2 separate regions of the Homo sapiens genome follow, and region 2 is linked to region 1. A link is a contact called in ENCODE Hi-C or POLR2A ChIA-PET data. All regions are on one chromosome and are shown on one strand. Each heading gives the region's core, a stretch centred on a gene start or an enhancer-like site at or near the end of the contact. The rest is flanking DNA. Distances are from core to core; before and after follow the strand shown. Region 1 overlaps LOC107985745 (a long non-coding RNA gene). Region 2 holds the start of SELL (selectin L).

Region 1 (6,736 bases), core at 3,068-5,567:
ACAGGCAGAATGTATAGTTGATGATGCACAGACTTGCACAATTGTGCTAATTACTTCTGGAGCATTAAATGAATATTCTAGAGAAATTACTATCCCTTTAGAAAGTATATACCCATAGCAATGGTTTCCAAACTTTTCTATTATGAGGAACACTCATTAAAGTTAAAAAATATTACAGAAGAAAAGTTATATTTTACTACCCGATAATTGAGAAAAATACAGATGTGCATATAGATTAAAACCAAAAAGGATTTCTTGTTCTGAGAAAAGTTAAAGCCTAGAGATTTAAAACCACTGTTCCTATATCCAGCGATATCTTTAAATATCTTTTATCTTCAGTAGAATGTATATTCACTTGCAATTCACATGCAAAAATAGCTACAAGTAACTCAGGGCCATCTTCTCTTGGACTGTAATGGGAGGAGGCTGACTAGATAACATCTAAGATTCCTTCTAGCTCTGATTCTTAAAGACTCTATGACTTAGGTGTCCTTCCCATCCCTTTGAAGTTTGAGAGCAAATTGAGCAACATTGTGGCTTCACTAAGCTCTGTAACTTGGACAAGTTACTTAAACGTTTTATGCCAGTTTTCTCATCGGTAAAATGGTGACAATGAGGGTACATCCCTCATATGGCAGTTATATGGCAGTTGTATAATACATGTAAAGAATTTAGAACAGTGACTGGCAAATAATAAGCACTAAATAAATGACAGCTACTGGTATAATAATGGTAATAGTTATTATTATTATTAATTTCAGAAGACCTGTGCTTGTATCTGGGTTCTAGTATCTAGTAGTAGTGTGCTATTCTAGTACCCTTCTTAGACTTGGGCAAGAGTGGCCCCTACTCAGGACCCATGCTTTAGAAGTCCTCACTCTGACCCTCCTCCAGCACCCTTTCTACTGTGGGAGAAGTTCACAGAATTAAGAAAACCTGTCTTCTGAGGCCTCCCTTATAGACCACACTACTGAAACCGTCCCAAGCTTGCTTCCAGAACTTGTATGGACTTTTCCAGGTTTTCCTGAGGATGGGCTGTGTCTCTGTGTATGCACAAGGGTGTCCCATTTTGTTTAGGGTTTGGACTTGGAGGCTGGGGTGTTCATACATGTATGTGAAAGGTGATTTAGTAAAGAGAAGGTGGGTGGACTGAAGGCTGGGGACCAACTCACTATGTGCCTCCACATTTCAGTGTGGACTCTGAAGCATCAAAGATTTCTAAATTCGAACCCCAGCTCATTAGGAAGGTATGTCTGTCAATATAGAAATTGGAGCACATTTTATTTAGCAGTTTTAAAGCTTGAATTAAAATGCTTAAATATCTAGTTATAGGATATGTGGGCCTTCATTTGTATCTTTGCTTCATTCTTTACAAATAGTAGAGCTAGCTTTTTTTTTAACCCTCAGGCTCCTCATGTGTAAAGTGGAATTAATTATGGCTGCCTCATACAATTGTGGTGAGGATTAAACATGACAACATATAATAGCACCTAGAACAATATATTCAGTAAATTTCTCTTTTTCTCTGGATTACACTTGATTTCATAGACATATGTGTACTTTACTCAACTATTAGCCAATTCTACTACAGATGTAACATGAACAAAAGTAGACCATATAATAGACTATGAAGCAAATGTCAATAAATTTCAATGATGTAGAATCATACAGGTTAACTGTTCTACTTGTTATAAGTTAATAATAAAAAGGTAAATTACTTAAAATCCCAATATGCTTAATAATTTAAAAATATTTAAATAACTCATAAGTTCAAAAGTCACATAGCTCTCACCACAAAAAATGATAAGTATGTGAGATAATGCATACATTAATAAGCTAAATTTAGCCATTCCACAATGTACATATATTTCAAAGCCATATGCTGTGCACAATAAATATACACAATTTTTATTTGTCAATTTAAAAAGTTAGTTTTTAAAAACCAAAAAGAAACTTTAAAGTATTCTAATTGAATAGAAATTAGACAATAGAAATATCAACAATTTGGGGTGCAGCAAAAGAATAACAAGGAAAATTTGTAGTTTTAATGCTTATCCTAAAAAAGCAAAGCAAGCTAAAAATTAAACACCCAACTTAAGAAGTTAGAGAAAAATTGAAAGAATAAACCATAAGGAAGTGGAAAAAAGAAAATAATAAACTTCAGAAGTTAATAGAAACAAGGAATAAGAGAAGATCAAAGAAGATAAAAAAATAGATGAACATCTATGACACTCATCGAGGAAAAAAGAAAAGTGGTATAAATAGACAAAATCTGGAGTACATAAAGAATATCTCTAGAGTAGGTAATTTTTTTAATTAAGAAAACATTAAGAATAACTTAATTAAAATATATTGGGTAATACTCAAAATAGCCAAAACAAATTCCCCAAAAAATTACTTGCCAAGGATTGTTTGCCAAATATTTCATAAGTCTAAAATATCCTTAATTTAAAAACCAGATAAAAATCGGCAAGAAGGAAAAATAGTCCAATCCCATTCACAAATATATGTGAACAAATCTTAAACATAATACTGTATAGCAACCAAATATAGAAGCAAATAAAAAATATAGCCTCATGCTCAGTTTAGGTTTATTTCTGCAATATGAGTGGAATTTACATTAGAAAATTTCTAACCATTAAATCACCATATTAACAGATTAGAGAAGAGAAACCATATAACCACCTCAATATTGCAAAAAGGAATTCACGATTTTTAAAATGGAAAGAAAAAACTTTCAGCAAGCCAGAAGAGGGGATTTCCCTTACTAAAAAGGAGTACCTTCCAAACATTGCAAGAAACATCATATTTAATGGGGAATCGTTTGCAGCTGTGTCTCTATAATCAGGAGTAATTCAATGATGCTGACTGACAATGTTGGCCATGAAAATGCATCACTGGCATCTCCTGTGGGGGAGCAGAGTTGACTGAGTTGACTGAGTTGACTGACAGCCCAGCCCCAGTTGCTACCCCTCTGGATCTAACATGACTTTTTTTTTTTTTTTTTTTTGAGACTGAGTCTCCCTCTGTCGCCCAGGTTGGATTGCAGTGATGCGATCTCGGCTCACTGCAAGCTCCACCTCCCGGGTTCACGCCATTCTCCTGCCTCAGCCTCCCAAGTAGCTGGGACTACAGGCGCCCACCACCACGCCTGGCTTTTTTTTTTTTTTGTATTTTTAGTACAGACGGGGTTTCACCGTGTTAGCCAGGATGGTCTCCATCTCCTGACCTCTTGATCCGCCTGCCTTGGCCTCCCAAAGTGCTGGGATTACAGGCGTGAGCCACCCTGCCAGCCTAAAATTCTACAGCTCTCTGTGTGATTATAGTAATGATCACAACCTGTCACACACATCTTCCTATTGTGTATGACCCTTCTACCAGATGATTAACTCCTGAAAAATCAGTCATGGCCAGATACCTAACTCCTGAAAACTGCTCACAGCTTGTGCACAATACATGTTAGAATTAAATTAAGATCAAAACCTAACCTATTTATGCCTTGCAAATAAGTGTAAAAACATACTAATACAAAACATTTTTACTTATTCCATCAGCCTTCATTACAGTGATAATAGAACGAGTATCAGTGTGGATCTAAACCCTGCAGTTTCAGTGAGCTGCAAGATCATTTCAGCTCTATATTTTCTTCAGAATTCTTCCCTGAAACCCTACACAATTCTTCCCTGAAAAAATAGTTCCAATATGTAATTAGCCTAGCATTACAGGCTAAAGGAAGTTATTTACATCTAGCTTAAATTTGTCTTGCTGCAACATCAGTGTATTTTTCTTCTTCAGGGGAACTGATGTAAACAAATGTGATTGGCTGATTCTTCCACAGAGGAAGAGTCAATATTCTAGTTATAGTTAACCCAAGATTATTTCTTTCTGCCAATACTTGAGTGTTATTAAAAATTTTAATAAAAGCTGGTGGTGGTCCTGAACTATTACTACTGGCAAAGAGTCTGCTTCTCTGGTTAGGGTTTGCATTTCTCTCACCTGTGGTGCTGTTCTAGGCTGTGCCACTTCCTCAGAGCAGGAGAGAGAGAGTGGGGTGGACCAACTGGCAAAATTCCCTGAGGTTACAGGCCACCATTTCCCCTTCCTGCTCTATTGAAATGTAACGACTGAGTCAAACCCTAGCCATCCCCCAGGTTGACCCTTTTGTGTACCAAACTATGACTGTTCACCAGACACTTAAAGATGATGGCCATAAGAAAGTTCTGGGAAAACTTGTGGGCTGGAGTCCTGATTCATGCACCAGGCATCAACAATAGCAGATGCAAACACAGACAGCATTTGCACAACAGGGTATGCTAGTATAAGTGATGATAAGCGTAGCTTTTAGCTTTGTAATGCTGATAAAGAACTTGCCAAGAAAATCATTTTTCCTCAAAGGCAACTTGTTATTGCCAAATATCCTGCTCATCTGATTGGACATTGGTTCCTCTATTGTTCATCAATATGCATACAGTACAACTACTGACATTAACTTGCTTATTCAGAGGCATTTACTTCCCTTCTCCCTCTCTCACTGGGTATTTGTTGTGTTTTAGAAAATGGTGAACTTGGCATTTAAAATGCTTAAACCCAGGTCCCAAGTTTATAGCTGTCTTCTTTCCCGCGGATTTAAAATGAGAATATCACTGCAGATGGTTTCTGCAGCTACTGTTAATCCTAAATTGCTCTTATGGACCTCAAATACATCCAACCTTGAGAGACTCTGATAAAGGGATAATTTGTAATCTATGAACTATAAAGTATACTGTAGGTCCCCTCAGGGTTCCTATACTGCACTGCTCCAGGGACACCATTTATGTTGTATTCTGCATGAATGGTGCCCCTTTTGGGTTATGCAAAGCAGTGGCCTGGATATTATATGTAATACTTATACAAAAATAGCTACTATTTATTGATAAACTTACACAATTGTCTCAAATCCATACATTGCAAGAATGAATCACTATCTCTATTTTATATATGCGAAGCTGGAAATTCAGAAAAGTTCAATAAGTTGTCCCACACACACACCTGCCAAAAAAAAAACGTCAATAACTGAGGATGAGGGAATAAGGTTTTAAAACCTGTTTGACTCCAGAGTTTGAGTTTCCCCCATTATGCCATCAATATTAGACACACTTGCAGTAAATGGGTATTTCTTCACTCATTTAACAGATATTTGTTAAATGCCACTAGTAATAATAGTCAACAACTATTGAATGCACACTGTATACCAGGTTGGGGATGCAATGTGGAACAAAACCAACATGGTCCTTGCATGCATGCGGCTTAGTGGTAGGAAAAACATGAGCCCAATAAGACAACAGCTCGTATATTTGTGTTCAGTATGTGAAGGCATTGTTGTTAAGTGGCCTACATACGTATGCTCATTTAATGCTCACACCAATCCTATGAGGTGGATATTATTTTTATCTCTATTTTACAGATGAAGAAACTAAGGAACAAGAGCAATTTACCTAGTATTGCTCAGCTGGTCAGTGACAGATCTGGGATTAAAATCCAGGGAGGCTAGCTCCAGAGTTCATGCACTTAGCTATTAGCTTACTAACAATGACCATGTAAATCATTATCTCATGACTGCTGTGATAAATGTTATAAAGTAAAGGCAAGATGTTAAAGCATACACATTGTATTTATTTTCATTCAAAGGGCATTAATCTCCTAGTTTTTATTAAAAACTTTATATACATTTATACAAAGAAGTTTAGGATGATATATATGTATATATGTGTGTGTGTCTATATATCAAATCTTTAAGCACTATTATCTCTGGATGGTAGAATTTCAGGTAATATCTGAAAATTTATTTTTAATGATTTTTAAATCAAAATTTTAAAAATAATAACATTGATTTTATCATATAAAATGAATACACGGTTTTCATTTGGAAAAAATGTCCCCACTTGATATAAAAACAAGGTTTTTATTTTAAAAATTATCTTTCAGCGGGTCTGAGGAAAAGAAAAAGCTGATGTCCAAATGAGGAAAAAAAATTACAGTGAATCTTTCCATAAGACTTACCTTTGCAGTGGAACTACATAAAAATTGAGAACTACTCCATAAAATTTCTCAACTAAGCATTGAATAAGAGTTATTTGGCTTCAGAAGATCCATACTGTACTCAAATTTTTGAGTAAAAATTTAACAGCATATCTTGAATATTTAAATAAATATTTGCTTCACTTAAACCAAACAAGACAAACACCAGAAAGGACCTGTTCTTCATGGCAGGCCATGCTATAATGTGGAAAAAACAAAGCCTACAAAACCATTCAGAACTGAGTTTAAATCCTGATGCTTCCAGTTTCTAGTCAAATGGCATGCCCCATGCATTTAATCTCTCCAAGGCTCAATTTCCACATATGTACATACAATGGACGGTTGTTATGAGATTAAAGATCATTGTGAGATTAAACATCATGTGTGTAAGGTACTTGGCTCTTTGCTTAATAAATGTTAATTACTCTAATGAGGTAAATATTTTATTTTAATATGAATGCTCAGATTTATACCACAAAGTAGCTTAACCCCACCCCCCCACCATTAACTTTTAGGTTCAGGGGTACATGCACAGGTTTTCTATATAGGTAAATTGTGTGTCACAGGGGTTTGGTGTGCAAATTATTTCATCACCCAGGTAATAAGCACAGTGTCCTATGGGTACTTTTTGATCCTCACCCTCCTCCCACCCTCTATTCTCAAGTAGGTCCCATGTCTA
Region 2 (6,736 bases), core at 3,106-5,605, 36 kb before region 1:
TGCAATGAGCTATGATCGCACCACTGCACTCTAGCCTGAGTGACAGAGCAGCATTCCCATCTCTTAGAGAAAGAGAGAGAGAGATTGAGAGAATTAGAGGAGAGGACTTAGAAAAAAGTAAGTCTAGATACTTCTTTCAGGGTATAGTGGGAGCACTGGCACTTTCACAAGTCTCCCTGGCTCCACGTTTTTCCCCATTTTACCATGTCTTCCAAGTTCCTGCCATAAGTTCAGCTTAATGATCAAGAGCATGGATTTGGAACTGATTGGCCTCTGTTCAAATTCCCAACCATGTCTCTTACTAGTTATGTGACTAAGGCAACTTTCTTTTTTTAAACTTTTTTTAAATTATACTTTAATTTCTGGGATACATGAGCAGAACGTGCAGGTTTGTTACATAGGTATACATGTGCCATGGTGGTTTGCTGCATTCATCAACCTGTCATCTACATTAGGTATTTCTCCTAATGCTGTTCCTCCCCTAGCCCCACATCCCCTGACATGCCCCAGTGTGTGATGTTCCCCTCCCTGTGTCCATGTGTTCTCATTGTTCAACTCCCACTTATGAGTGAGAATGGGTAATGTTTGGTTTTCTGTTCCAGTGTTAGTTTGCTGAGAATGACGGTTTCCAGCTTCATCCATGTCCCTGCAAAGGACATGAACTCATCCTTTTTTATGGCTGTATAGTATTCCATGATGTATATGTGCCACATCATCTTTATCCAGTTTATCATTGGTGGGCATTTGGGTTGGTTCCAACTCTTTGCTGTTGTGAATAGTGCCTCAATAAACATAAGTGTGCATGTGTCTTTATCGTAGAATGATTTATAATCCTTTGGGTATATACCCAGTAATGGGATTGCTGGGTCAAATGGTTTTTCTAGTTATAGATCCTTGAGAAATCGCCACATTGTCTTCCACAATGATTGAACTAATTTACACTTCCACCAACACTGTAAAAAGCATTCTTATTTCTCCACATCCTCTCCAGCATCTGTTGTTTCCTGACTTTTTAATAATCGCCATTCTAACTGGCATGAGATGGCATCTCATTGTGGTTTTGATTTGCATTTCTCTAATGACCAGTGATGATGAGCTTTTTTTCATATGTTTGTTGACTGCATAAACTTCTTCTTTTGAGAAGCATCTGTTCATATCCTTCACTCACTTTTTGATGGTGTTGTTTGTTTTTTCTTGTAAATTTGTTTAAGTTTCTTGTAGATTTTGGATATTAGCCCTTTGTCAGGTGAATAGATTGCAAAAATTTTCTCCCATTCTGTAGGTTTCCTGTTCACTTTGATGATAGTTTTTTTTTTTCTACTGTGCAGAAGCTCTTTAGTTTAATTAGATCCCATTTGTCAATTTTGGCTTTTGTTGCTGTTGCTTTTGGTGTTTTAGTCATGAAGTCTTTGCCCATACCTACGTCCTGAATGGTATTGCCTAGGTTTTCTCCTAGAATTTTTATGGTTTTAGGTCTTCCATTTAAGTCTTTAATCCATCTTGAGTTAATTTTTATATAAGGTGTAAGGAAGGGATCCAGTTTCAGTTTTCTGCATATGGCTAGCCAGTTTTCCCAACATCATTTATTAAATGGGGAATCCTTTCCCAATTGCTTCTTTTTGTCAGCTTTGTCAAAGATCAGATGGTTGTAGATGTGTGGTGTTATTTCTGATGCCTCTGTTCTGTTCCGTTGGTCCATATATCTGTTTTTGTACCAGCACCATGCTGTTTTGGTTACTATAGCCTTGTAGTATAGTTTGAAGTCAGGTAGCATGATGCCTCCAGCTTTGTTCTTTTTGCTTAGGATTGTCTTGGCTATACAAGCTCTTTTTTGGTTCCATATGAAATTTAAAGTAGTTTTTTTCTAATTCTGTGAAAAAAGTCAGTAGTAGCTTGATGGGGATAGCACTGAATCTATAAATTACCTTGGGCAGTATGGTCATTTTCATGATATTGATTCTTCCTACCCATGAGCATGGAATGTTTTTCCATTCATTTGTGTCCTCTCTTATTTCCTTGAGCAGTGGTTTGTAGTTCTCCTTGAATAGGTCCTTCACATTCCTTGTAAGTTGGATTCCTAGGTATTTTATTCTCTTTGTAGCAATCGTGAATGGGAGTTCACTCATGATTTGGCTCTCTGTTTGTCTATTATTGCTGTATAGGAATTCTTGTGATTTTTTCACATTGATTTTGTAACCTGAGACTTTGCTGAAGTTGCTGATCAGTTTAAGGAGATTTTGGGCTGAGACAATGGGATTTTCTAAATATACAATCATGTCATCTGCAAACAGACACAATTTGACTTCCTCTCTTCTATTTGAATACACTTTATTTCTTTCTCTTGCCTGATTGCCCTGGCCAGAACTTCCAATACTATGTTGAACAGGAGTGGTGAGAGAGGCATACTTGTCTTGTGCCAGTTTTTAAAGGGAACGCTTTCAGTTTTTGCCCATTCAGTATGCTATTGGCTGTGGGTTTGTCATAAATAGCTCTTATTATTTTGAGATACGTTCCATCAATACCTAGTTTATTGAGAGTTTTTAGCATGAAGGGGTGTTGAATTTTATCCAAGGCCTTTTCTGCATCTATTGAGATAATCACGTGGTTTTTGTGATTGGTTCTGTTTACGTAATGGATTCTGTTTATTGATTTGTGTATGTTGAACCAGCCTTGCATTCCAGGGATGAAGCCAACTTGATTGTGGTTGATAAGCTTTTTGATGTGCTGCTGGATTCAGTTTGCCGTATTTTATTGAGTATTTTCGCAATGATGTTCATCAGGGATATTGGCCTGAAATTTTCTTTTTTTGTTGTGTCTCTGCCAGGTTTTAGTATCAGGATGATGCTGGCCTCATAAAATGAGTGAGGGAGGAGTTCCTCTTTTTCTATTCTCTGGAATAGTTTCAGAAGGAATGGTACCAGCACCTCTTTGTACCTCTGGTAGAATTTGGCTGTGAATCCATCTGGTCCTGGGCTTTTTTTAGTTGGTAGGCTATTAATTGCTGCCTTAATTTCAGAACTTGTTATTAGTCTATTCAGGGATTTGACTTCTTCCTGGTTTAGTCTTGGGAGGGTGTATGTGTCCAGGAATTTATCCATTTCTTCTAGATTTTCTAGTTTATTTGTGTAAAGATGTTTATAGTAATCTCTGATGGTAGTTTGTATTTCTACGGGATCAGTGGTAATATCCCCTTTACCATTTTTTATTGTGTCTATTGATTCTTCTTTCTTATTAGTCTAGCTAGTGGTCCATCTATTTTGTTAATCTTTTCAAAATGCAGCTCCTGGATTTATTGATTTTTTGAAGGCTTTTTCGTGTCTCTACCTCCTATGGTTCTGCTCTGATCTTAGTTATTTCTTGTCTTTCGCTAGTTTTTGAATTTGTTTCTTAACCTCTTTGAGACTCTTTAGAATGGGGATAATAATCATATCTATAGCAGAGAGCTGTTATAAAGATTAAACAATATAATAAATATGGGGCGCTGAGCTTCAGAGTTTTTGTTGTTGTTATTATTATTTTCCTAAAAATGCAAATCTGATTTGCATTTGACTCATTGACTCACATCAGTGGGTCTTCCTTTTTATTGTCCTTCATCATATGGGTCCTAATTTCACATGCAGTCTTATAAAACCATCTCATTTTATAGTCCAAGAATATTAAAGGTACTTGTAGGCTCCCAAACCTACACGGTGAAAAGCTAGAGAGCATGGGCTCTCTTCAGGGGTTAACTTCAGGAAGTGCCACTAACAAGGACGTCCACTAGGTGGTGAGCAAGGAAAGACGGAGGTGAAGGAACCGAAACGAGTCAAGTCCACTGCTTAGCTCTACTGAAGTTTTGCAAACATCATAAATATGTCTGAAATGCAGTTTTGATTTGTAGTATTTGCAATTTCCAAGGGCCATTTACCACAGGTAGCCAAGAGTTAGTTTAGCATTTATGAAAAAGATAGGGGAGGGTGGTGGAAAAGAAGGAGGAGGAGGAGAGAGAGAAGGAGGAAGAGGAGAACAAGAACCAAACAAAAACAAGAACAAGAACAAGTAGAAGAAGAGGAGCAGGAGGAAAAAGAAGAGGAAGAAGAACAGCAACAACAATGAGTGAAGGAGGAGGAGGGTAAGGAAAGATGCATAGGAGAATGGAAGGAAGGATAGAAAGGAGGGAAGGAAGAGAGAATCTAGTCACATTACTTTCTGATCAGCAGTTCATTTTTGTCTCAGTGGGAGGCAATAGAGGCCAGTCTAGGAAAGGGGTGGGGAAAGAGGAAAGAGAAGTGCAGGAGGAAGGGGAGGGAAAAGGGGAGGAGGAGGAGGATGTGAGACTGGGTTAGAGAAATGAAAGAAAGCAAGGCTTTCTGTTGACATTCAGTGCAGTCTACCTGCAGCACAGCACACTCCCTTTGGGCAAGGACCTGAGACCCTTGTGCTAAGTCAAGAGGCTCAATGGGCTGCAGAAGAACTAGAGAAGGACCAAGCAAAGCCATGGTGAGCCTTTCAGCCTAAAAGACGTTTAGATGCTCAGATAGAAACTCTTGGGGTTGTAGAGGCAGGTGGCAAGGATAGGAATCACCCCATTTCAATTCTGGTTTTAAATAATATAGAAACTAAACATTTTCTCAGACCCTCAAAAAAAGTGATCCTGAAATCTTTCTTCTCAGATATGCTGATTTCCTCTTCTTGACTTTGTCTCTGGGGAGACTCTTGAAGAAATACTATTGAAATCAGATCTTTTGCAATAAACACTGTGTCTACCTGAGAAGTGATATGCTTTGGAAGATAGAATTTTTTTAAAATTATACTTTAAGTTCTAGGGTACATGTGCACAACATACAGGTTTGTCACACATGTATACATGTGCCATGTTGGTGTGCTGCACCCATTAACTCGTCATTTACATTAAGTATATTTTAAGGTGTGCAGGAAATTTGTGACTTTGTCATTTCAGTTGCTCAAAAAGGTATTTCTTTTTATTAAAAAAAGAAATACTTTTCTTTCCTGGTGTCTGGCTATCTAATTTTTTTTTTTTTTAGGTATTTGAGGCATTGACCCATTATGATCAAGAGTGAGGCTATAACATTAAATATAAGCATCAATAGTTAATTAAGCAGCAACAATACTTTAAAAAATATACATAGTAAATATTAAATAGTTTTATCTAATAGCTCAGCAGAAAAGCAGGTATAAAAATTACCAAACCATAGAAAAAATTCAGGGCAGTACCGATTAGCAACTTGAGACTAAAGCGTAAAAATAAAATAGAACAAAACAAAACTGTGCATCAGTTCTGATGTAAATTTGAAGTAATTTTTCATCTATGTCTGAGAAACCTGTTACCTCAGACAGGGTTAGTAGACATATGTGTTTTATTCTGATTATTAAGAAAGTTGTAAGCACCACCTCAAAGGCTATAAATGTGTGGTTTAAGAGTATACATCTAAATATAATTTTGTATTTCATTTGCAGATATTTCCATGGAAATGTCAGAGCACCCAGAGGGACTTATGGAACATCTTCAAGTTGTGGGGGTGGACAATGCTCTGTTGTGGTATGTTATGATATTTATATATCGCTAAGTCTATTTTACTTATATTCATTTTTCTTAAATATCCACTAGTTATACATAGTCTAAGGGAAAATTATTTCACAGAGCTGTTAATTCTATCCCTTCTGTAAACATCTCTTTTCTTCTTACCTTTAGTTCTTCCCCAGAAACTCCTGAACACTATTTTTAACCTATAATAGCCCATGCTGTAGAGTTCAAATCCCAATAACCCCACAAAATCCCTCAATTATAAAGGAATAATGTTAATTAAGAAATCTCTGTTAAGGTACTTACAATCTGTACCAAATATTTAGCACCTCATTTTCTATTTTTTATTCATAGTTCAGTGTACATTAATGTCATTTCTACAATTACAATACGAGCTTATTAAGGGACGGGGGTTTATCATTTTTTGGTCCTTCTCCCATTGTTGTGACAAATTTTATATCTGATTCTTGAAGACTCTCCAGCAATAGCTTTGAACTTGGTTTTTCATTTCCTAAGTAAACTAATGTCTTCTTTCTCCCTAGCCTGGATTTTCAGCTCTAGCCAAGCAAACATGCTAACTCTCCCGTTCACACATTCCTTATGCCATGTCTGCACTGTGTCACATAGAAACTTAGTGCTCTTTTCATACAACAGGTATTTTCTGAGTCCCTACAATGTGTGAAATTTATGCTAGGCACTAAGGATACAGCAGTGGACACAACAGTTTTTTCCCTCTTAGAACTTGCATTCTAGTGGAATGCTCATTCAAAACTCTGTTCAAAATGTTTATTTTATGATGCTCTTTACCATCAATTATATCTGTTTCTTTACTGTATTAAATAGTGATTCATGTAGATCATACCATGCTTAGAATGCCATATATTATTATGAAGTCATTGTGTAATTATGTGTTTAATTAGATATCTTCAAAGCCCTCATATTTGATGGGTCCATATGTTTATTAAACATCATCAGTTGAGTCTCTTTGTGTATAGAACATGATCTAATGAATTTCATAATCCTATACCATTTGGCTTTGTAAATTGTTCTTTTTAAAAATTATACAGTTAGATATATAAGAGTTGAGTGGTATATTGGGCTTTTCCAGAAGCAGTTCTTCCTATGGTAAAATAAAATGTTTTTTATGTAAAAGAGGTTACTTAAAAGTATGTCACTGTTCTTCCTGTCCTTATTATGCTTCTCCCATAGGTA

What was found. A loop is a pair of places that touch in the nucleus more often than their neighbours do. ChIA-PET counts read pairs that join two places held with the same protein, here RNA polymerase II (POLR2A). Pooled maps may share reads with other maps.
Region 2: a map of endothelial cell of umbilical vein shows a loop between it and region 1 (5-fold over the local background). The contact joins the promoter of SELL here to the enhancer-like site in region 1. A Hi-C loop is called at or near these places in 6 of 168 maps with a recorded cell type or tissue (B cell, CD4-positive, alpha-beta memory T cell, CD8-positive, alpha-beta T cell and 2 more), 15 of 37 single-sample maps with no recorded cell type and 16 of 50 pooled maps. POLR2A ChIA-PET finds 5 or more read pairs at or near these places in 10 of 52 experiments (CD4-positive, alpha-beta memory T cell, OCI-LY7, activated B cell and 5 more).

The regions. Positions count from the first base shown.
Region 1 is chr1:169,673,637-169,680,372 of GRCh38, reverse strand. The region is part of intron 1 of LOC107985745 (a long non-coding RNA gene); the gene reads right to left. Among named protein-coding and RNA genes, the nearest start is that of SELL, 35 kb to the left of the region's middle. Within about 2 kb of position 4,317, at least 3 of the 41 ENCODE cell types and tissues checked have a DNase peak (open chromatin) inside an H3K27ac peak, as active enhancers do; they include B cell, where a contact is called at or near this core.
Region 2 is chr1:169,709,239-169,715,974 of GRCh38, reverse strand. It overlaps SELL (selectin L), which reads left to right and starts at 4,355. Exons shown (of 9, transcript NM_000655.5): 1 at 4,355-4,479; 2 at 5,458-5,539. The coding sequence starts at 4,477.